2 separate regions of the Mus musculus genome follow, and region 1 is linked to region 2. A link is a loop called in an ENCODE intact Hi-C map of the cell type or tissue named here. Cell type or tissue: left cerebral cortex. All regions are shown on one strand. Each heading gives the region's core, and the rest is flanking DNA. Links, peaks and the distances in the headings are about the cores only.

Region 1 (10,819 bases), core at 3,563-8,562, 91 kb before region 2:
GTTGAAACATGACCTAGAGCCAAGTCAGGCCTAGAACTTGTGATCTTCCTGCCTTAGCAGCCCCAGTAACTGGGATTATACATGTACACTACCATCCCTGGCTTCCAAAGGCCATTTTCAGCAGTGCCTTTAGTTAAAGATAAAATTTGAAGCTGGGGGTGGTGGCTGCTGTCTACAGTCCACCTGTGCTTAGGGAGCAGAAGAGGGCGGGATGGCTGACCTACAGAGTGAGTTTGGACTAGCACAGCCTAGAGCAAGACCTTACTTCCAAACAAACAAAGACTCGCCTAGACCAGTGGTTCTCAACCTCCCCAATTCGAGCCTTAAAATAGTTCAAGCTGTGGTGACTCCAACCATAAAATTATTTTCACTGCTGCTTCAGAATTGTAATTTTGCTAGTGTTATGAATGGTTATATAAATATCTTAGGGGACTCCAGTAAAAGGGTTGTTCAAAAACAACACCCCCCCACACACTACCCCCCCTGCAGAGGGGCAGTGATCCACAGATTGAAATCTGCTGACCTAGAAAGGAAACTAATTCAAGCTGGGTCAACTAGTTTCCCCAGCTGTAGCCAGCCTCTGCTGTTGCCTTCAATGAATTCCTAGACCATGCCACTCATCTGAATCAGGGCCCTCAGTCTACAGATGAGTCTGTGATGAAATATCAAGTGGACTCATCTGGCATGAGATAACTCAAAACTATGTCCAGTTCTGAAGTATACCCACAGGCTTACTCAAAACGCCGGTATTTCACGCCTGTGTACAGTTCTGCACGAGACTGAAATGAACAACTGTTTCATGTTAACAGCCAGACTTAACTTAGAGTGCAGCCAAGCAACAGTAGAATTGCTCTGTTTTTAAGAGAACTTATTTCAAATTAATCTAAGGTATCATGGTGAAAAAAAAAAAAAACCCTTTATTGAACTCTATTACATTATTTGGTAGTTTAGAACTCCATTTATTTTTAATCATATAAGACAAAGAATAGGATCCGCTTTGAAATTTATGGTTCCCCTACTGTTAAAAACAGGTATTTGTCTCACACAGTTAAGCTTAAGGGCCACAATTATCTGCTTCACAAATCCTTTGTAGTTTGCTTTGACACATGATCCTAAAGGACAGTAGTTCCAACAACCCATCAAACCCAGCTTCCCTAGCCTCCAGCTCTACCTAGCTGTCTATATTACAACTATGTTTAATTCTCTAAAACTACATTCAACCCAGCCTCTATCAGATTCTGAACACTTCTGACCTTTTAAGTACATTTAGTCTTGCTTTAATCCATAGTGACATTGGCACTTACTGTCAAACATCCTTACAACATATCCATTCTGAGACAACTTTATCTTCAAATAATCTCTGGTACTAAGTTCTGCATGAGGCCCAGGCAGAGTGCTCAAGGTCACAAGCACAGCATGTACTCAGTGAGCATTAGACAGCCACTCAACCTAGAAAATAGCAGAGGTCAGGCAGACCCCAGAGGTCTGACTCCCAAACCTATTCATCATATGAAGGGACCACCTCCATCCCAACCAGGATCCCAAGCAGAACCTATGTACACAGATTAAACTGGAAATAAGTTTTTCCTATCCCCTTAAACACCAATGTGGAAATTCTCTAAGCTGTCAATTTTTCCCCAAACCCCCTTACATCTTTAGTTCAAATCTCAGATGAACTGCCCTGATACCTGGTGTGAACCTACGTTACAAATCCTAACAGCACTCTCTCGAGGAAGTCACTGTGCTAGCCTCTATCCACTGATTTCTGTTTATGAGTTTTCAGCACTAATTTACCAGGCTGGTCCGCTCATTTTCCTTAGATGGAAGAATGTCTGTCTTGTCTTCACCCCAACAGGGCCTAGTGCAGAACCGATACTAGTTTCTCTTGAAAAGCCTGTTTTATCATACCTCCTTTGCACACTGCTTTTCAGGAATATCTTTTTTGACAGTGCCTAAACTGTTTCTTACCTACTTTGATCTTCCCCAGAGAAAATATTTAGGGTAGTTTCTAAATGAACTTAAAAACTTGACTAGTCAAATCTTAAGTGTTAGAAGAGGAGCATTTTGCCTGAAATGTCAGATTGATTTGGGACTCTCTAAACAAGAAAACAACAATAAAAGAAAACCTATCAACCCCACTGCAGAAGGATCTTTAAGAAAAGACTAGCTATGGTGATAGAAACCTCCTCCTCAGTACTTGGAAGTGGAGATAGGATGATCTGCATTCCAAGCAAGTCTGGGTTATGTGGAAAAGACCCTTTCTAAACAAATACACAAACAAACAAGAAACTAAATATCTATTTTAATTAAGTACTTTTATGTTGCAAATGTAATAAACTGACATGCCTTTGACTTTCACACACTCACAACAAGATCATTACATAACTCTGCAGTGTTTCTCAAGTGAGCTTTTCATTTTAATCAGATCTACAAAGCATTTACTTGGGTGACATATCTGACAAAGCCACAGACTTCTATCAAGCAGCATCAGTGTAGTATAAAAAGTAAGTAAAGGAACTCAATAATAGCCTTCTCTCAGCTGTATGAGCAGCTGCATTTCTGGGGACTGACCTAAATACATAATTCCTTGCCAAGAGCCAGGACACTACACCTCTGAAGAAGGGAAATGTGGATTAATGCATTCCTTTTTGGTTTTTAAGGAGACTGTAATAGAAATTAAAAATAGCCTTAAATATCCAACAATCTTCTAACTTAAAACTTAAACCAAAGTTGTAGGAATCTACAGGTCTTTATAAAGAATTCTCTTCACAGCACAGCTGTAGTTCATGTTAAAACACAAAAATGTTCCCTTTGTGCTATAGCCTTACAAATAAACATATATATGTGTGTGTGTGTGTGTGTATATATATATATATATATATATATATATGAAAGCTCAGATTCTGCATCAAGCATTACTCAATCTTGCCTTTTGATATAAACCTGAATACAGCCAAATCTGCAAAGCGTTCACTTAATAGTCTCGTTGATGAAACGCAAAATGGATATGCATTTTCAGAAAAGGAGACTCTGGTCAGCTTTATCAGTGTCCTTGACACACTGAGCTCAGCTGAAGTCCCGACCTGTGAGGACCAGGGGAGCCACAAGAGTCCAGAGGTAAAGGAGGAGGCACAACCAGCTGGAGCCCATTTTGAACCACACAGCTAGCCACTTGCTGGATACCTTCTGGAATTTGGCATCAGGGCTAAGAAAACAGAGAGTAGGGAGGGAGAAAGAGATTAGTATTGCAAATCTGCATCCCTCCCATTCCACCCATCCTGACCAACACCAAAAGACCCCACAGTGAGGCTTAGCTGGCACCATTAACCCTAGTACTGTTCTAGTACGGAGCTGAGAAGCTACTTTCAGTTATTATGGCCAAAGGACTGTGACTCTCAAGCATTTTCCTTCTTGCTAAGACCTAACTATTCTTTCAGCAATGTTATTCAGTACTATCTGAATTACTCTAATTATTGGCAAAGTGGAAATGCAGTCCCTGAAGTGGTTCCTCCTTAGGACATTATTACTTTAATATGGCATCTCTAAAAGCACAGAAAAAAATTATCAAGGTCACACTGAATGGCTTTTAGGTCATGATTTTCTTTCAAATAACTAGTCTAGAAAGCCACCAATAATTCCAACCAGGCTCTATTTCAAGCAGCATGTTGATACATGCTTGGAATCGCAGAGTAAGTTTGCTACAGCAGAACTAGAACAATGGGAAAGTTCAAAGCTAGTCTATCTCAAAGAAACCGAAAGGATTTCAGAGAAACTTCCTTCTCTGAGACAGCAAAGGGCTCCACAGTAAAGATGGTTCAGAGATGTTATAGGAATTCCCAAGGGCTGAGTGCTCTTCTACCTCTGTCTATGCCTCTTACCTGTACCAGCTGGTTATGGTCATCATGATGTACAAGGAGGCACAGCAGAGCATCAAGTGGAAAAAGGAGTAGCTATACTGCACCCCCTCCTTCTCATTGTCTACAGCCCTCCGTGGCTGTCCATCCTCTTCATCATTGGCTCCATTGGTGGTATCACCAAGGATAACACTGTCACTCCCAGAGAGGGTCAGCTTGTTAACTTGGCTGTTGCTCGAAGTACGGAAGCTGGAAAATAATCCGCCCCCCCCACAAAAAAAAAATCACATCAAAAAGGAACTGTTTTAGATGAAATGATTCTTTTGCCTACAAATGTGTAGTTATTTCTGGGCTATTCCTACCTTGGACACAGAAAGCCTAATGAAAGCTCTGCCCAGCAACCTGCTGCCTGCTAACTCCAGGACAGTAGTCTTAGTAGTTGCTGCTCCACAGCTCACTTCCAGTGGCTATTCTACTACTACACGAGTGCCTCAGCTATGCTTGTCCTGTACCACCCAGCGATTCCCGGCTAACTCACTTATCTGTCACATCTCTTCTCAGTGCCATAGCCTCGTGAAATTCTTCTGACCTCACCCCTGTCTAAGCTGGGTGAGGAGCTTCCTCTCACCTCTTTCTCACAGCTCTCTAGGTGTCCTGCCAACACTTGCCAATCCTGCCTTGCTAGCTACAGTCACCTCTGGATGCCAGCACTGTAGATGCTCACTAGAAGATCAAGTTAATGAGTAAAAAAAAAATACAGAAAGAGGACAAAAACTACATGATCATTTCTACAGGCAGAAAAAGGTGACAAAATTTGGTACTCCTCCCACTACACTTACGTAAAATAAGTCTTTATTTACACCATCACTCTCTTGAGACACGCTTGAAGAGGGCATCGGATCCAATTACAGATGATCATGAGCCTCTATGTGGTTGCTGGGATTTGAACTCAGGATGTCTGAAAGAGCCATCAGTGCTGAGCATGGTGGCACACGCCTTTAATCCCAGCACTTGGGAGGCAAAGGCAGGCAGATTTCTGAGTTCTAGGCCAGCCTGGTCTACAGAGTGAGTTCCAGGATAGCCAGGGCTACACAGAGAAACCATGTCTCGAAATACCAAAAAGAGGCATACAGAGCTGGACTGGCAAAGATATGTAAACAACTTTTCATTAAAAAGAACTCTATTGAACCAGGTATGGTGGCACATGCCTTTAATCCCAGCTTTAGTGAGGTAGAGGCAGGCAGATCTCTGTGAGTTCCAAGCCAGCTTGGTCTACATACACAAAGAGAGTTCCAGTACAGCCAGCAACACACAGAAAAACCCTATCTTGAAAAAACAAAAATATACAAACAAAAAACCCTACACTGTTTTAATTCTTCACAATGGTTTAAAGACAACATATTAGGAGCTGGAGAGATGGCTCAGTGGTTAAGAGCACTGACTGCTCTTCTGAAGGTCCTGAGTTCAATTCCCAGCAACCACATGATGGCTCACAACCATCTATAATGAGATCTGATGCCCTCTTCTGGTGTGTCTGAAGACAGCTACAGTGTGCTTACATATATTAATAAATCGTTAAAAAAAAAAAAACCTATTATTCACTTTCATGAGGATACTGTAAGCACCTCTTACCTAGAACTTACCTAGAATATATAAGGCAGAAAACAAAGATAATCAGTCCCCAAATATCATCCAAATTCATAAAGTGCCCACTCTGTGACGGCGGAGCATAGGCAGGAGCAAGAGTAGTTGAATTTGCAGGAGACACAGTTGGTGAAGTTAAGTGTGTGATGATGCTCATAAGGGAGGGATTGCAGGACCGCTCTGAAATGTAATTGTTTGTTATCATTAGTTACAGCTCACTCTTATTCACACTCTTATTTTCACATAAATCAGAGGGCTTGTCCACACACCAGTTAGCTTTATTTAAAACACAGGAAAGTTATGCTTAGAACCTGAAACTCAGCAGTCAATACTGTATTTACATCACAATGATCTAGCTTTAGAAAAAAATACTATCTCGAGTTTTTTTTTTTTTTTTTAAAGATGTTTATTATATATAAGTACACTGTAGCTGTCTTCAGACGCACCAGAAGAGGGCATCAGATCCCATTACAGATGGTTGTGAGCTACCATGTGGTTGCTGGGATTTGAACTCAGGGCCTTTGGAAGAGCAGTCAGTGCTCTTAACCGATGAGCCCTCTCTCCAGCCCCTATCTATTGTGACTTCACTGTTTTGACAGTTTTACCATGGTGTTTAGGTTTTCCAAAAGGGAGCTTATTCTTATCTTATTCCAGTCACTCAATAAAGGCCGGGCGTGGTGGCTCACACCTTTAATCAAAGCACTAGGGAGGCAGAGGCAGGCGGATTTCTGAGTTCGAGGCCAGCCTGGTCTACAAAGTGAGTTCCAGTACAGCCAGAGCTATACAGAGAAACCCTGTCTCGAAAAAAACAAAAAGAAAAAAAGAAGAAGAAAGAAGGAAGAAGAAGAATCATCATCATCATCATCATCATCTGTAGAATATTCTATTGAGAAGTAATTCCTTAATCCCAGCACTCTGGGGATAAAGAAAGGAGAATCTTTTGTGAGATCAGCCTTTCTACATAACTAGCTACAGGACAGCTAGGACTGCAAAAAAGGGACTTAAGTCAAATCCCACTGGGGGATGGGAGTGGGGTAGAAAACAGAAAACAGATATTCCACCAAAAGACCAAACAAGCTCACTCTTAACTCTGTGACTTAGTCTAAGTTAGATAAAGCCTACACTATGCAATGGGTTGGTGTAAGCAGGCCGAACCACAGTCAAAGTAAACTATACTGCTTGTGCCACATCCGCTCCAGCTCTAGTGTGCACACCTACCAAGAGTACTTTATCTAGAGTCAGCCATTCCCTTACCAGGTTCATTGGTCATGGCTGACCACGTGAGGTAAAGGGTGTACAGAGTGATGATGGAGGACTGCAGGAGGCCAGAGCGAGGCTGATGTTCCTGTGAAATCAAAACAGAAACAATGTCATGGATCGCAAGGGTGACCTTGTGAAAGCCTGTGTGCCTCCACGAGATGCAGCCAAATTGAAATCTTACTCTTCCTGACAGCTAAAAGATGACAGGTAGCCCTTCAGTTTGAGTTACTCTACTCAATGCACTTACTTACTGATGGTTTGGAAAAACATTTCACAATCTTGAAAACTTCTGTATATCACACAAAGGTTTTTAAGACACTTAAGTTTCTAGTCTGTTTTGTTTTTTTAGGGTTTTTTTTTTTTTTTTGAGACAATATTTCACTATGGGCTCAGGGATTAAAAGCACTGACTGCTCTTCCAGAGGTCCTGAGTTCAATTCCTAGCAACCACATGGTGGCTCCCAACCATCTGTAATGGGATCTGATTTCCTCTTCTGATATGTCTGAAAACAGCTATTGCATACTCACATAAGTAAATAAATCTTAAAAAAAGAAAGATTTCACTATGAGGCTCTGGTTGTCCTGAATCTCAGAGACCTGTCTCCCAAGTGTTGGGATTAAAGGCGTGTACCACCACTGCCTAGCTTTCTAGAAAAATCTGCTCAACTCTACCACAAGATAGCTAAATGACCTACCACTTTTTGGAAACTTCAGTTTTCTTTGTTTGTACTAATTCTTTTAGATATTGTTGACCAAACTCAGTCCTGCTTCAACCTCCAGCATTGCTGGGTTGGAGATGCACCATGTCCAGCAAGTAATTAAATGTAAGTTAACAAAGAATTTTGAGACAGGATCTCATGTTATCTAAGGCTGGCCTTGAACTCAGTAAGCCAAAGATGATGACGAACAACTGACCTTAAGCTTCCACCTCCAGAATGCTACAATTATGGGCATGCAGCACCCTGCCTAATGCTGATCAAACTTGGGGCTTTGTGCAAGCTGAGAAAGCTCTCTATCAACCAACCATGCTATATCCTAAGCTTTCATGTTCTTTTTCAGTGTGTGTGTGTTACCTCAAGTATGGAGGTCAGAATTGGTTCTCCTTCCACTACAGGGGTTCAAGGTATGGTACTAAGGTCAACTGCAAGCACCTTTACTGGCTGAGACATCTCAGATACTTCTTCTTGATTCTTGAGAAAGGGCTGCACTACAGTTTTCTAGATCAGCCTCCAATTCCTTATGAAATTATCACACCCTTGTATGAAGCTGTGTGAAGGTCAGAGGGCAACATGCAGGAGTCAGTTCTCCTCATTAACCCTATGGGTCCAGGGAATGGAACTCAGGATACTGAACATCTTTACTAAACCACTGAGGCACCTCACAAGCCCCAAGTTACCTAGTTTTTAATGATCAGTAAATGAATGTTAACACAATATAGGAAGAACTCAACTTGCCATGGTGGCATATGCCAACAAGGAGGTTCTGAGGTTCAAGACCTGGAGTATATGGTGAGAACTAGGCCAGCTAGGACTATAATGTGAGAGAATCTCAAAATATAAAATTAAAAATTAAAAAAAAGGAAAAAAATATTGCCACTCAATAGCACATACCGACTTCTGCTTAATAAGCTATAATTACAAAAACTTAATTATGATATGAAGAAATATTAAGTAGTTAACCACTGATATAAATTCACCAATTCACTAAGGACTGAATACCAGTGTTGCCCCTGTCTGGAATTTAAGCTTAGCTAGCATTAATTCTTCCACGGGAGAAAGCAGAGAACCTCCATACCTGAACTTTAGGGAGGATGGACACAATAGAAACTGCAACACAAAAAATCAGGTTGAGGCTGATGAAGACCTTGTTTTCTGTGCAGTCGTCAGGCTTGGTGTAGAAGACGTAGAGCAGCGCAGCAAAGACGATGGAGAGGATGTAAAAGAGGCTTGTAAAGGACAGCAAGGCTAGAAAAGGGGGAAACAGCATGAACAGTGTCCACCATGTCAATCACAGCTACAAGTGACATCAGTCTTCTTCCATGCTGTACAATGAAGACACTTAATTCATTCCTATGGTGAGCAGTAAGCCACAGGAAACTGAAATGCCCCAAGGTTAAAGTTTCATACAGTTTTGAAATGATTCACCATTCAACTCCTAAATCCACCAGGTAAAAATGCATATAGAAGCGTTTCTAGATGATTCCTGGTCTTTCAACAGCAGTTCAGGGCCAGGCGTAATGGGTGGGTTCCTGTAGTCCTAGTATTGGCAAAGCTAAAGCAGAAGGATCAGAAGTTCAAGGCTAGCCTAAGCTACACAGAGCTCATCTCCTCACACAAGGTCAGAGCTCCTAGTAACTATATGCCAGGGACGATGTCTGGGAAATAAAACAGGCCCCTTCTGAGACAATTTCATTCTGTAGTCACTGGCTACACTAACCTGGCTCCCTTTACAAATAATGAGATGACCTCCCTGGTCTGGGATAACAGTTCGTCTGCTACTTTCAAATAATCTATAGAAATATCCCTTTACATTCACATGGATAATCTATTAGCTGTATAATTCTGAATCTGAAAGTTCTTGTTGAGCATCTCAACAGAAGTAGTTGCATTACAGACCGAGAGAATACAACTGACTGGAGTATGCTCATCTTCCAGCGATGTATACAATTCACAACAGGCACAACTAACAAATCTCAACTTTATAAAGGCAGCTCTAGAGCTGGAGAAAAGGTTCTCTGCTCTTCCAGAGGTCATGGGTTTCAGTTCCAGGGGAATCTGATGCCCTCTTCTGGCATCCATAGATGCTGCATGCACAAAATGCACAGACATAAATGCAGGTAAAACACCCTCATGCATTTAAAAAAAAAAAAATAGAAACCTTACACTGAGAGCTTATATATTTAAAACTGAAGATGTTACTATACATCCTACTTAAGGTAGCAGTATGATGCTCTGAGGTGAGTACAGATACCTACCAGCATACCAGAGCCTTGGGTTTCCTTCCTCCATTCGATTTACCCATAATTCATTCCAAGAGTGAGCCATGTCTACCAAGAGCACCAGCTGGATGATAATGAAGAAAGAGGCCCCCAACATTCCAGCAACAAACCAGACTGTAAAGAAAGAGAAGTTATTTCTCACCATAAGAATAACATTTCACAATTCCCAGCATGTACATGGGAACTCACAACTGTATAACTCCAAGGTCTGATATACATACATACATACATACATACAGGCATACATACACACACACACACACACACACACACACACACACACACTCACACACACAGAGGCTAGACACCAATGCACATAAAATAAAAATACATTTAAAAAAAGAACAATGCAGTAAAGAATAACATTTCAGTATGACTGCCAAACTTTATGAGCAGTCATCAACAGGGTAGAAGAGTCTATCTCCAGCTGTACAGTATGATTGTTATCATTTCAAAGTTACAGGTATTTGAGGAATGTTGTGCTGGATTTCATGTTTTAGAAACATTTTCAGTTTATCTATTTGTGTGTGTGCACGCACACGTGCTCATCAGCACACACAGACACCAAAGAATTGTTTCTGTGATTCAGTTTCCTCCTTACAGGGGTCAAGCTCAGGCTAGACATCAGGTTTCCTGGCAATTACCTTTCACCCTGAGACCTTTTAAAACTTTAGTTACCCATGACCATGCATTAGCCAATTAAGAGTATAAAAGTCCTAGCCAGGCACAGTGGCGCACGCCTTTAATCCCAGCACTTGGGAGGCAGAGGCAGGCAAATTTCTGAGTTGGAGGCCAGCCTGGTCTACAGAATGAGTTCCAGGACAGCCAGGGCTATACAGAGAAACCCTGTCTTGAAACACACACACACACACACACACACACACACACAGAGTATAAAAGTCCTTTAAAAATGGACAGACCAAGCATAGGCTAATGCCTCCAAAATGTCTCTTGATGCTCAAGCTCAGGGGTACACTGTTGTTTTTTGTTTTGTGTGTGTGTGGAGGGTTTTTTGTTTTGCCCTTTTTAAAAATTCTATTTATTTAATATATGAGTGCTCTGCT
Region 2 (10,819 bases), core at 3,491-8,490:
ACAGAAGCTATTAGACACATTGGCTGTTGGCTCTGCCTGGACGACTCCTCCTCCTCCTCCACCTCCTCCTCCTCCTCCTCCTCCTCCTCCTCCTCCTCCTCCTCCTCCTCCTCCTCCTCCTCCTCTTCTTCTTCTTCTTCTTCTTCTTCTTCTTCTTCTTTCCTCCTTCTTTCTTCTTTCTTCTTTTCTTCTTCTTCGTCGTCTTCGTCTGAGTGCTCTGCTGCATATATATCCACAGACCAGAAGAGGGCATTAGACCCCTTTGTTGATGGTTGTGAGCACCACGTGGATGCTGGGGATTGAACTCAGGACCTCTGGAAGAGCAGCCATTGCTGTTAACCGCTGAGCCTCTCTCCAACCCTGCCACCTTCATTTTGTGTGAGGGAGGGTTGTTAGTTTGGTCATCTGGTTTCTGAGACAGGGTCTTCCTATGTAACTCTATGTGTAGACCAGGCTGGCCATGAACATCTGGGAGTGTTCATGCCTCTTTCAAGGTTTAGGATTATAGTCAGATGTCTCCACGCCTGGCTCTCCACCTTTTCCCTCCTTTCTTTCTTTTCAAAGAAAAGCTTCTTCTCTGACCGTCCCACCTTTTGTTTTGTTTTGTTTTGTTTTGTTTTTTGTTATTTTCAAGAGAGGGTTTCTCTGTGTAGCCCTGGCTGTCCTGGAACTCACTTTGTAGACCAGGCTGGACTCAAACTCAGAAATCCGCCTGCCTCTGCCTCCCAAGTGCTGGGATTAAAGGCGAGCGCCACCACGGCCCGGCGACCTTCCCACCTTTAACTGAACCACATATACCACTGGAGAGAGCCTTTCCTCTCCTTCCATAGCCAGTATTAGAATCTGCCATGGTCGATTAACATACCCATGCAGTGCTTTTTCTTGTGTCAGATTGTAAATCTTGTCTCCAGTGTGCACCTCACATCTGACAAGGTGCCTGGCATCTCTGGCGCCATAGACAATGAAATGTCCAGGCTGGAAGAGACTTAGAGATCAGACTCCATTATTGTTCAGATGGAAAAAAGGAAGCTAGGAGAGGAGGGGGGTTCTGGGAGTCTGAGGACCGTGAGGGTAGGGTCAGACTTTTAGCGCTATTGTGGCACAGGGTCCATCCCTTGTTCCCTCTACCCTAGAGTCTAGAGCAGTTCAGCAGCCTCTGAGCTAGGTCTCACAGGTAAATAGTGCCCATGCTGGCCAGGATGCCAACTGGTGGGATTCCTGTTCACCTAGCAGCGAAAGCACAGGAGGAGGGGTAGGGTTTTGGCTCTCTGCAGCACCATTAAACAGAGAGTAGCCAGGCAGTGGTCACACATGCCTTTAATCCCAGCACTTGGGAGGCAGAGGCAGGTGGATTTCTGAGTTTGAGGCCAGCCTGGTCTACAGAGTGAGTTCCAGGACAGCCAGGGCTACACAGAGAAACCCTGTCTCAAAAAACAAAACGAAAGAGAGAGAGAGAGAGAGAGAGAGAGAGAGAGAGAGAGAGAGAGAGTAAACAAAGGAGCCAAGTGAAATGTCAGAAGGGAAGGTTTACTGATAGCTCAGCCACAGTGGGGCACAGTAATGGTTTATTAATTGGTGCTTCTCATGTCTCATGGAACTTTCCAGCCCTTCTGAGCCCATATGCTCACCTCATCTTCACTTCAGCCCATGAACTTCAGGGTGCTTTGGTTATTCCCAAGTGCAGGGGCAAAGGGTGATGGCCAGTGTGTCCCAGGCGGTAAGAGGGGAGGCTGGCTTGACAGAGGCATTAGATGAGTTGCCCTACAGCACACCTGCAGTCCCTGAACTGGTGATGTCACCAGGGACTGGTGATAGCAGTGAGTTCTGCACTAGGCAATAGGGCCTGTGGAGTCTAGAACCTTGGGTGGTGGTAGTGGTGGTGGTGATGTTACTACTTATGATCAGGTCTTACTATGTCACCCTGGCTGGTCTGGAACTCTGTGTAGGCCAGGCTGGCCTCCGACTCACAGAAATCCACCTACCTCTGCCTCCTGGAATTGAAGGTGACCCTCTAGCAATCTTTGAGCTTTAGTTTTTCCAAGTAACAACAGTCTTTTCTAGATGGACTCTCTCTCTGGAGAGCCTCTCAGTTTAACTCTCCATAACTTTTTGTTAATTGTTGAGCACCTGCTATGGACCAGGCCCTGTCATTTCCTGAGTGCATCCAAACTGCTTCTCTGCTGGAGATGTGCAGTGGGCCAGGGCCGAGCAACACAGACCCCCATGTTGGTGACGGTTTATCAAGAACATTCTTGTGTCAGTTGATATGAGCAGATCAGTGTGCGTGTCGCACTTTATGGGTCTCCTGTGGCCCGGGTTGGCTTTGAATTTACTGTATAGTCAAGAATGCCCTTACACTTTTGATCCTCCTGCCTCCATCTCCTGAGTGCTAGGATTGCAGGCACGCACAGTCACACTCAGCTTTGCTTTACTCTCTCATTGAACGGTTCTGAGTCAGGTGCCGCCACAAGCCTGACTACTTTCCTGAGTGTCCCTCTTGCCAACAGAGGAGGACCTGAGGGGGAGCCAGAGGTAGAGTTAGGCCAGCTTGTGTGGGAAAAGGGCAGGTTTAGGAGACCAGGGTGCTTAGGCCTATGCACCCAAGTGAGTCCTGTGAGAGAGGAAACTAAGGGGAGGCCAGAGCTGAGGGCCATAGAGTTTTCTCTCAGGCAACAATTGAGGTTGCTCCTTGCCCAGGAAGGAAGATGCTGCTGCTGTTCCTAATGGTGTCACCCAGGTGTCTCACCTCTGCACGAGAGAGTCGATGCTGAGCGAGTGGATGGGCAGGCCATGGGACAGAGAGGTGGAGAGTGTGAAGGACAGCGTGGGTGCCGGCCAGCTGAGAGGAACGGGGATGAGCTGAGAAGTCACTCCACTCCCCAGCTTCAATTTCCTCATTTCTCAAGTGGAGGCTAGAGGACTTGTGTGCACAGTGTGCTGTCAGTGATCCAGCCTGGCCACTCAGGAGGAGGACTTAGGCTATTAATAGTTAGTTTTAATTCAGTAAGTATGAAGTACCCACTGCGTGCAGGCACTGGAACAGCCTTGAGGGTACAAAGACAAGAGCAATGGTGTTCACTCTCGGTGAAGGAGACTACAGAAGAATGAAAGTGGTCTTTAAACTCTTGAATCTGTATAATAAGGTCTGTCTTGTGCGGCTGAGCGTGGTCCACTCAAGTCTTGATTTAGCAGCACAAGGTGGCTTGAAATGGGAGGGAAGATAAAAGAGCCTCTGGACTGAGAGCACAGAGCCTTTGATGTGGCCGCTCTGCTTTTAAGGGAAGAAACTCCAGGTCTTTGGGGAGGGTAATTAAATCAGTCTGCAGCTGTGCCTGCCCGCAGAGGATCCTGCAGCTGCTAACGGCAGCTGAAGGCTGGGTGGACTTTGGATATGTTTGTAGTGTTTTGATATAATCGTTGCACAGAGTTTCAGGGTAATTTGGATTTGTTTTTAAGACATATGCTTGGATGAAGAAAAGCAAGATGAAAAAGAAAAAGTTTTGGCCAGTCATGATAGTGCATGCCTATAATCTGAGCATCTGCAAAGCTGAGGCAGGAGGATTGCTGTGAGTTGGAGGCCCACCTAGGGTATATAGTGAGTTCCAGCCCAGCCCTGGTCCACAGTGTGAGACCCTTTCTCAAAAAGAAAAGGAGAGATGCCCAGCAAAATGGTTTAGTGGGGGAAAGGCTCTTGCGTCGCAGGCCTGACAACCTGAGTTCAGACCCTAGAGTGCACAGAAAGGTTCCCCAAAGAGGTCCTCTGATCTCCATAGAAGCATCGTGCTCCACACACATGCCATGGACACACAGTAATAGATGAAGAAATGGACAAACGAGAAATTTCTTTACAAAAGACATAAGAAAGAAGGGAGGGGTTTTGTGTATCACACAGACATTTCTGGAAGGACCCAAGATATAGTGTGCTGAGGGAGAGTGTCTGGAGTAGGTGGAGACACCCAGGCCTTGCATCTTTCCATTTGTACCTTTTGAGTTTTATTTCTCATCCACACATAATTGATAACTTATGGGCTAGAGTGTAGTTGAATGATAGAACAGTTGCCTAGCATGCAGAAGGCCTTGGGTCACATCTCCAGCACTAATAATAATAATAATAATAAAAACAAAGCCATTTCCCAAAAGAAGATTGAAAAGGTAAGTCAGGTATGGTACATATTATCTCAGCAGTTGGGAAATAGAGGCTGGAAGATCAGGAGTTTAAGGCCAGCCTTGTTTATGTTTTGAGTTCAAAGCCAGCTTGGGTTGCATGAGACCCAGTCTCAAAAATGTAGAGTAATATTATATATATATATGTATATATATATACACACTTAAAAATCAATCTTGCTGGCTCTGGTGGCCTGGTGCACACTGGTAGGATTTGTTGGAGGATGTGGAGGCAGGAGGATCCTGAGTTTGAGGAAAGCCAGACTGTAGTAGCTCATACCTTTAATCCCAGCACCTGGGAGGCAGAGGCAGGTGGATCTCTAAGTTTGAGGCCAGCCTGGTCTACAGAGTGAGTTCCAGGACAGCCAGGGCTACACAGAGAAGAAGTTTTGAAAAACAAACAAACAAACAAACAAACAAACAAAAAAGTTACTCATATATGACTATATGATTTTATTTCACTTCCAGCATAAATGAACATTTTCTCATGCTTGTCTGTCTGTCTGTTGGGATGGCATCTTGCTATGTACCTCAGGCTAGCCGGACCCAAGGTCATCCTCCCTTGGCATCAAGTAGCTGTAATTCTAGGCCTAGGCTACCATAGTGTGAAGAATACAGTCATGGAAGACAGTAAATTTGAGTGTTTGTGTGTTGAGCTGGAAACTCCCCAGAGCTGTGTTTGGAGCCATGGTCCCTAAGGATGAATGAAGATGGGTGCTTTCCAGGATTGGGTTTGGGACTTGGCAGTGCCAACAGCATCAGCTTTCTGCCAGGGTGGCTCAAAGGTCAGACATAGCAAGAGCAAGTTTAAAGCCCTAGGGAGTCTGTCCTAGTGAGAGGCCAGCAGGTGGCTTAGCAGGTAATTCATCTTCTGGTGTCAGATCCTGGAGAGAGCAACAACGGTGGAGCACTCCGGCAGTCAGAGCCTTCCCTGCAGTCCCTGGGGTCACTCTGTCATCCCACAGATAGGGAATGGAGGAGAGGATGGGTGGGTGGGCAGGTGGGCGGGTGAAAAGCTGTGTGATCCAGGTGTATTTATAGCGCACTCCTCTGTAGCAGGTGCCGAGCCCAGCATCTTGGAAGGAAGCAGCAGAGTGGGTTTGGCTCAGCTGCCAAGATCAGGCCTCTCAGTCTGGTGCAGTGACAATCCAGACACAAATCTCTTTTCATGGAACTGACGTTCTCGATGGAAAAGAGCTGAGCAAAGAGGCTACAGCAGATGGTGTGGGCTACCCAGGGTTTGACCCACCCCATGGGCAGCTGGTGTCACCTGGGGAAACATCTGAGCCTAGGAAGCACATGGACTGGCCTGAGACCTTTCCAAGTCAAGTTATAAAGTTACACACACACAGTGCTTATCTACGGGGTGGGGCCATTGAGAGTGATGGACGTGAGCAAGTGCCTGGTGACTGTCCTCACCACTCTTTGTGCTGCAGTCTCATCATTGTAGAGTGTCATCACCATTGCAACAGGCTCTGCCGAGGCTTTGAACAGTTTCCCCAGAGGAAGGGGAGGCAGTGTGAGCAGCAGAAGGAACCACCTCCAGGAGTTCGCTCTGGTCTCCCCACACACTAAGAAAGACAGGCAGGGAGCGCCATCTGCTGGGTGCAGAGGGCACTTCCTTACACAGAATTTTGCTTCTGCCTCATTTGGAAACCCAAAGAGGGGCAGGGTCTTTGCTTGAGAGAATTGGCTATGAAATCTAATGTATGGTCTGGTCCCTGGATAATTACCGAGTTCCTTCCTTAGAATCATGGTTCTCTTCACTCTAGACTATTGTCCCCCACAGGGACATTCCTGGTCTCACGCCTTTGTTCCCTCTCCAGCCTCTTCCATGTGCCCTCCCCACCATCCCATTGGAGGGCTCATGGGAGCTTGAAGCCAGCAGGGACTTAATGAACCCTTGAATGGTTGCTTTCCATCCATCTGGCGTCCCAAATGCTTCCCTCTGGGTCCCATTTCAATAGCCACACCTCCTCTTACCACCTGACTTAAGTCAGAAACCAAAACTCCCTGTCAGACAGAAGCTGCCCACATATTTGTTTTCCAGGTTGTGTCTAGGATCCAGCTAGGTGTCTGCTTGGTCCCTGTTGCGTTCTCACCTCTGACCTCCCCAGAAGCCTAACCTAACCCATCCACAGCTGTCTTCATGGTCTTACCTAAACCCCTCCAGGGTGTGTCTTCCCTGCCACTGTCCCTCATGTGTGTCCTTTCTGCTCTGCTCCACCCCATCTTCCTTCCTCAGAGCCTCAGTACCCGCCTGTTCCCTTCCTTAGGGCCTCCTTGTACCCCCATTCCTTCTTCCTGCCTTTTTTTTTCTTTTTATAATTTTTGCCTCTCTTCATTTTATAATTTTACTTGAGACATGGTCTCATTCTTTTATCCCAGAGCTCACTATTCAACTGTGTAGCTCAGACTGGCCTCGAGCTCACAACAGTCCTCCTGCCTGAGTCTCTTCAGTGCTGGAGCTTCAGGTGGAAGCTACCATGCCCAGATTCTTTCCGTACATCCTTGCCTATTGGCTGATGTGCTGCTTTCCATCTTGGGTCCTGGCCATCCCTCTAGCGCCCTTGAAGCCCTGAACACGCAGTCATGAGCTAAGTGACCCAGTGTGCAGTGAACTCTAAGCTCTGTGAGGTGGGAGCGATGCCGGCTTGCTGTGCTCCCATGTGGGGCAAGCTGCTCAGGAGCTGGACTTTGAATCAAGATGGAATGCATGGTCTTACATGTTTTCACATTTATCTTGCTGTATGTGTGTGTGTGTGTTTACACAAGGTACACAGTGCAGGTGTGAAGGTCATAAAAGAATGTGCAGGAGTTCATTCTGTCAGGCACATGGTGTCTGGGGCTTAGTGGCAAGCACCTTTACCCACTGAGCCATCTTCCTGACCCTCTTGCATGTCTTATCTCTCTGTCCTCCCTCCTTTCCGCTCTCCCTCCTCTCCTCCCTCCCCCCCCCCCTTTTTTTTTTGTTTCTTAATTTTAAAAATAAAACAGGGTCTCTCTATGCAGCCTTCGCTGTCCTATAACTGATTAGGTAGACCAGGCTAGCCTAGAGCCACAGAGCTCTGTCTCCCAAGTGCTAAGATTAAAGTCATGTACCACCATGCCTGACTTCATGTTCGTTCTGTAAGACGTGAGTAGAAGTTGTCTAACTGTGGCGTTACAAAGGACGTCAGTGTCTCACTTCTGCTCCTATCCCAACAGGCCTGAGGAGCGATGAGACAGGCATGATGGAAGTCGAGTCCTCCTACTCGGACTTCATCTCCTGCGACCGGACAGGCCGTCGGAATGCAGTCCCTGACATCCAGGGTGACTCGGAGGCCGTGAGTGTGCGGAAGCTCGCTGGAGACATGGGCGAGCTCGCACTTGAGGGAGCAGGTCAGAGCTAGTGCCCCCACATCCTGGTGGGCAGCTGGGGAGGTAGTTTGCCAGCTCTGGTGAGCCTCCAGACCCTACACCTTCCTCAGGGAAGCAGCTGCATCTAAATTGGGGCTGTTTGCGACTGTTGGCAGAGCCCAGCCAATGTCTAAGATAGAGAGTGCCAGTGTCCTGGTTCTAAGGGCTCTGATGAGTAGCTGGGGCCTTTCCCCTTTTCCCTGCCCCAACTCCAACAAATCCTGTTAGATCTCTGTAATGGATCCTAACTCCCAGTGCTCCATGCCTTAGCTTCTCCACATCTGCACAGCCACCATGTTTACCTGCTGTTCACTTGGACTTCATGCCCTTCCTGCACAGCAGACAGCAGGATTAGTTAGCCTGTCCTGTCCTGTCAGCCTTCTGCCCCAGACTCTATGGTAACATCTCAGAGCCAAGCTACTCTTCAGTGCTCCCCAGGAGTCATGCCCTGCTGGCTAGCCTGCCTGGCCTTGGGGTCCATCCACACCCTACCCACTTTCCCCCCACTCGCCCATCTCTGTCTGCTTCTCTATAAAGGGTCAGGGCCTCCTTGTGGGGCCTTCACTGCACTCACTGTTACCTCTGTCTACAACCACAGATGCTCCCAGAGGCCTCCTCAGCTAGTGTGCCCCAGGCCACATCACTCTCAGAGGCCTCTGCTCAGCTTAGGTCCACAGTTAGCCTTCCCTACCACTTCTCTGCTGCAGGCTCAGAGCCGTGCTTGCTGTATCACTTCCCATGGTGCACTGCAGCTTCCTCTGTGCTACTCCAGGAGCGGATCCTTGCTGGGCCAAAGCATTGTCTTTGCCTGTGCGGCCCCAGTCTAGAGTTCTCAGTCCTTATTGCCCAGAAATGACTTAGGAACACGGAACAGGGACAATGTTGGGGACAGGGACCCAGTTTCTCATGTAATAGATTTAACTGAGGTCAAGGGAAACTGGAGTCTTCTTAGGCTCGCCCAGCCAATGACCATCATTGGTATGACAGTCTCTATGCCTCGGGAGAATACCCTGCCCCTTACCTCCATAGCCTCACAAAGTTTCCCAGGCTGAGGCCCTTTGGCCTTCCTTGTGTTGGTCCCTGCTTTCTGTTCAAGTACGGAACCTGCACAATGCTCCCCACCCCCTCCGCAGCCCCAACTCTTATTCCCCACTTTTTCCTTTCTCTTTGCAGCTGGAACAAAGGCCTGCGGGCCCTGCTTCTGGCGGTTGCTTCTCATTGTGGTGCTTTTAGTGCTAAGGCCTTCCCAGACCACAGCTTGTCTCTGACAGAGGCGCCCCTTTCTCCCCATCTCCATGGCCCTATGAACTGAGCTGTTCCAGCACAGGCTGTCTCATGCCCTCTGTGACTAACAGTGTTTGGCACGTGACGGGTACCTACTCAACGGCTGCTCACTGTCCAACCGAATGAGCAGTGGACCCAGCTGGCACACCGGGCACAGTGCCAAGGGGCTCTTCAAGGCTCCTGTGCTCTGCTCAGCTCTCATCAGCTTTGTTTGCTGCCTGCCTTCATCCTTAGCCATCACTAGTCCCCTCATGTAGGCCTTTACAACACCGTTTGCCTTACTGAGAGTCTTTGTGTATTTGGGTCCTCCCAGTACATGATGCTTGCTAGCCACCATGACTGATGTCTGAAAGGGAGGCATAAGGACAGAATGTGCTTGATGCTGGGGACTGGAATGCCTTTGATAGAATCAAGGCAAGGTGGCCAGCTATGAGAAGCCATCACAGTAAAGTGTCCCCAGGCATTTCTGAGCCCAGCAGACTCTCATATGCTGAGGACAGAGCCTTAATCCTATCCCCCAGATTCTGACCCACAGGCCAAGGCCCCAGAGTTTTCTCTGCCACGCCTTTCAAGGGCTGATGCATAGACTGAGTAGAACAGGACTGTGGCCCCGTAGGGTATGGGCAGGCAGAAGTGTCCTAGCTACCTAGTCTCCCCAAGCCTGTGGCCTGCTGGATCTATCAGTGTCCTCCAGCATGTAGTGCACACATCTGTCTGTGCCTGCCATCTTCTCAGACAGGGAGCACACATTTGCTTTACTCTCTTAAGAGGAAGAGAAGCCAGAGGCCAGCCATGGAGATGAGGGTACACTGACCCTGGGCAGCAGTTTCTTTTCTCCCAAGGACTGATGGGATAGGACCTTCTCCCCAACTAAGGGAGGGTTGGGGCTGGTACAGAGGAAGTATGATTGCTAGAGAGGACTTAGGGTCACAGCCTACGTTCCATCAAGCCAGATTAAGACATCAGTTCTCAATAAGCCAATTAAAAGAGCCAAATTAGGAGCTGGTGGTTAAGTTCAGTGGTTAAGACCACTTCATAGCAGCTTACAACATCTGTAGCTCCAGTTTCAGGAGATACAGTACCATCTGACTTCCAGATGTGCCACAGATGCATGTGGTTCACAAACATACATGCAAGCAAAACACTCATGTACATAAAGAAAAAAATTAAAAAGCCAAATTAAAATGAAGAACAACAAAAGGCAATTTATTCAGCATGGCCACATTGGGAAGAGGGACAGAGAGGTCAGATGATCCCTCCAAGTTCATCTTTTGGGCTCTGCCATGAGGGTAGGTTTAAGTAGAGGCCAGCGTTGTGCACACCCAGGCTGTCCTCACAAGGTGTGGTCTGCCCATCACTGCTCCTTCATTGTCCAGGGCCCACTATCCTCAGTCACTGGCAAGTCACAGAACCCCTTCCTGGAGAAAAGTCCCCGTGGTTGGCTCAGGCTCAGGCTTTTCTTCTTCAGCAGGAGATCCTTGGGAATATATAATTTCTTGGGGGCCCAATGTTTCAATAGTCTGACAGCCAAGGTGAAGGACAGAGTCTCTTCAGGATATCTTCATCCCTGCCAGGTTGGTTACTATAAAGTGCCTTGCCTGTAGTCTCGAGCAGTGGAGTGAACAGCAGAGACAATGGGGGATTTAAAGGGTCTCAGTTCACGGGGGCTTCACAAATGAACCTAGTACCTCAGGGGTGTTAGGCCTCCAGAGACCAGGAGAACTTTGTGGCTGAATCTTGGTTCAGCCCCCATCCTCAGAGGAGGCCGCTTCAGGACAGGCAGGCTCAGATTGGCACATACTTGAGCCACAGTACCAAGTTCTGTCCACACTATTTACTTCCATGAGCACTCAGAGCCAAAGACTGCTGTGTAGGGCAATGGGAGGCCGTCCTGCCAACATGCCTCTATGAATGCAGGAGAATGCAGCTTAGAGGAAGAAGTGGGGCTCAGCAGTAAGCAGGCTCTCCCCTT

Evidence for each region. A loop is a pair of places that touch in the nucleus more often than their neighbours do. Peaks named below come from ENCODE experiments on the same cell type or tissue, not always from the same donor. Only the 100,000 strongest peaks of a DNase experiment are listed, where the experiment ranks them.
Region 1: it touches region 2 in a loop (3-fold over the local background); 9 of 42 quality-filtered maps call a loop at or near these places.

What each region holds. Positions count from the first base shown.
Region 1 is chr2:163,622,375-163,633,193 of GRCm38, forward strand. It overlaps Serinc3 (serine incorporator 3), which reads right to left. Exons shown (of 10, transcript NM_012032.4): 5 at 9,732-9,869; 6 at 8,552-8,721; 7 at 6,753-6,843; 8 at 5,498-5,678; 9 at 3,879-4,103; 10 at 899-3,205. The coding sequence ends at 3,067. Among named protein-coding and RNA genes, the nearest start is that of 0610039K10Rik, 17 kb to the right of the region's middle. In left cerebral cortex, for the core only: a CTCF peak has its summit at 5,947 (motif pointing right); no DNase peak of the experiment used is centred there.
Region 2 is chr2:163,713,757-163,724,575 of GRCm38, forward strand. It overlaps Pkig (protein kinase inhibitor, gamma), which reads left to right. Exons shown (of 4, transcript NM_001039391.2): 3 at 7,372-7,545. The coding sequence starts at 7,395. Among named protein-coding and RNA genes, the nearest start is that of Gm16316, 27 kb to the left of the region's middle. In left cerebral cortex, for the core only: a CTCF peak has its summit at 5,784 (motif pointing left); DNase peaks (open chromatin) are centred at 4,927, 5,282 and 5,703; H3K27ac peaks cover 3,452 bases.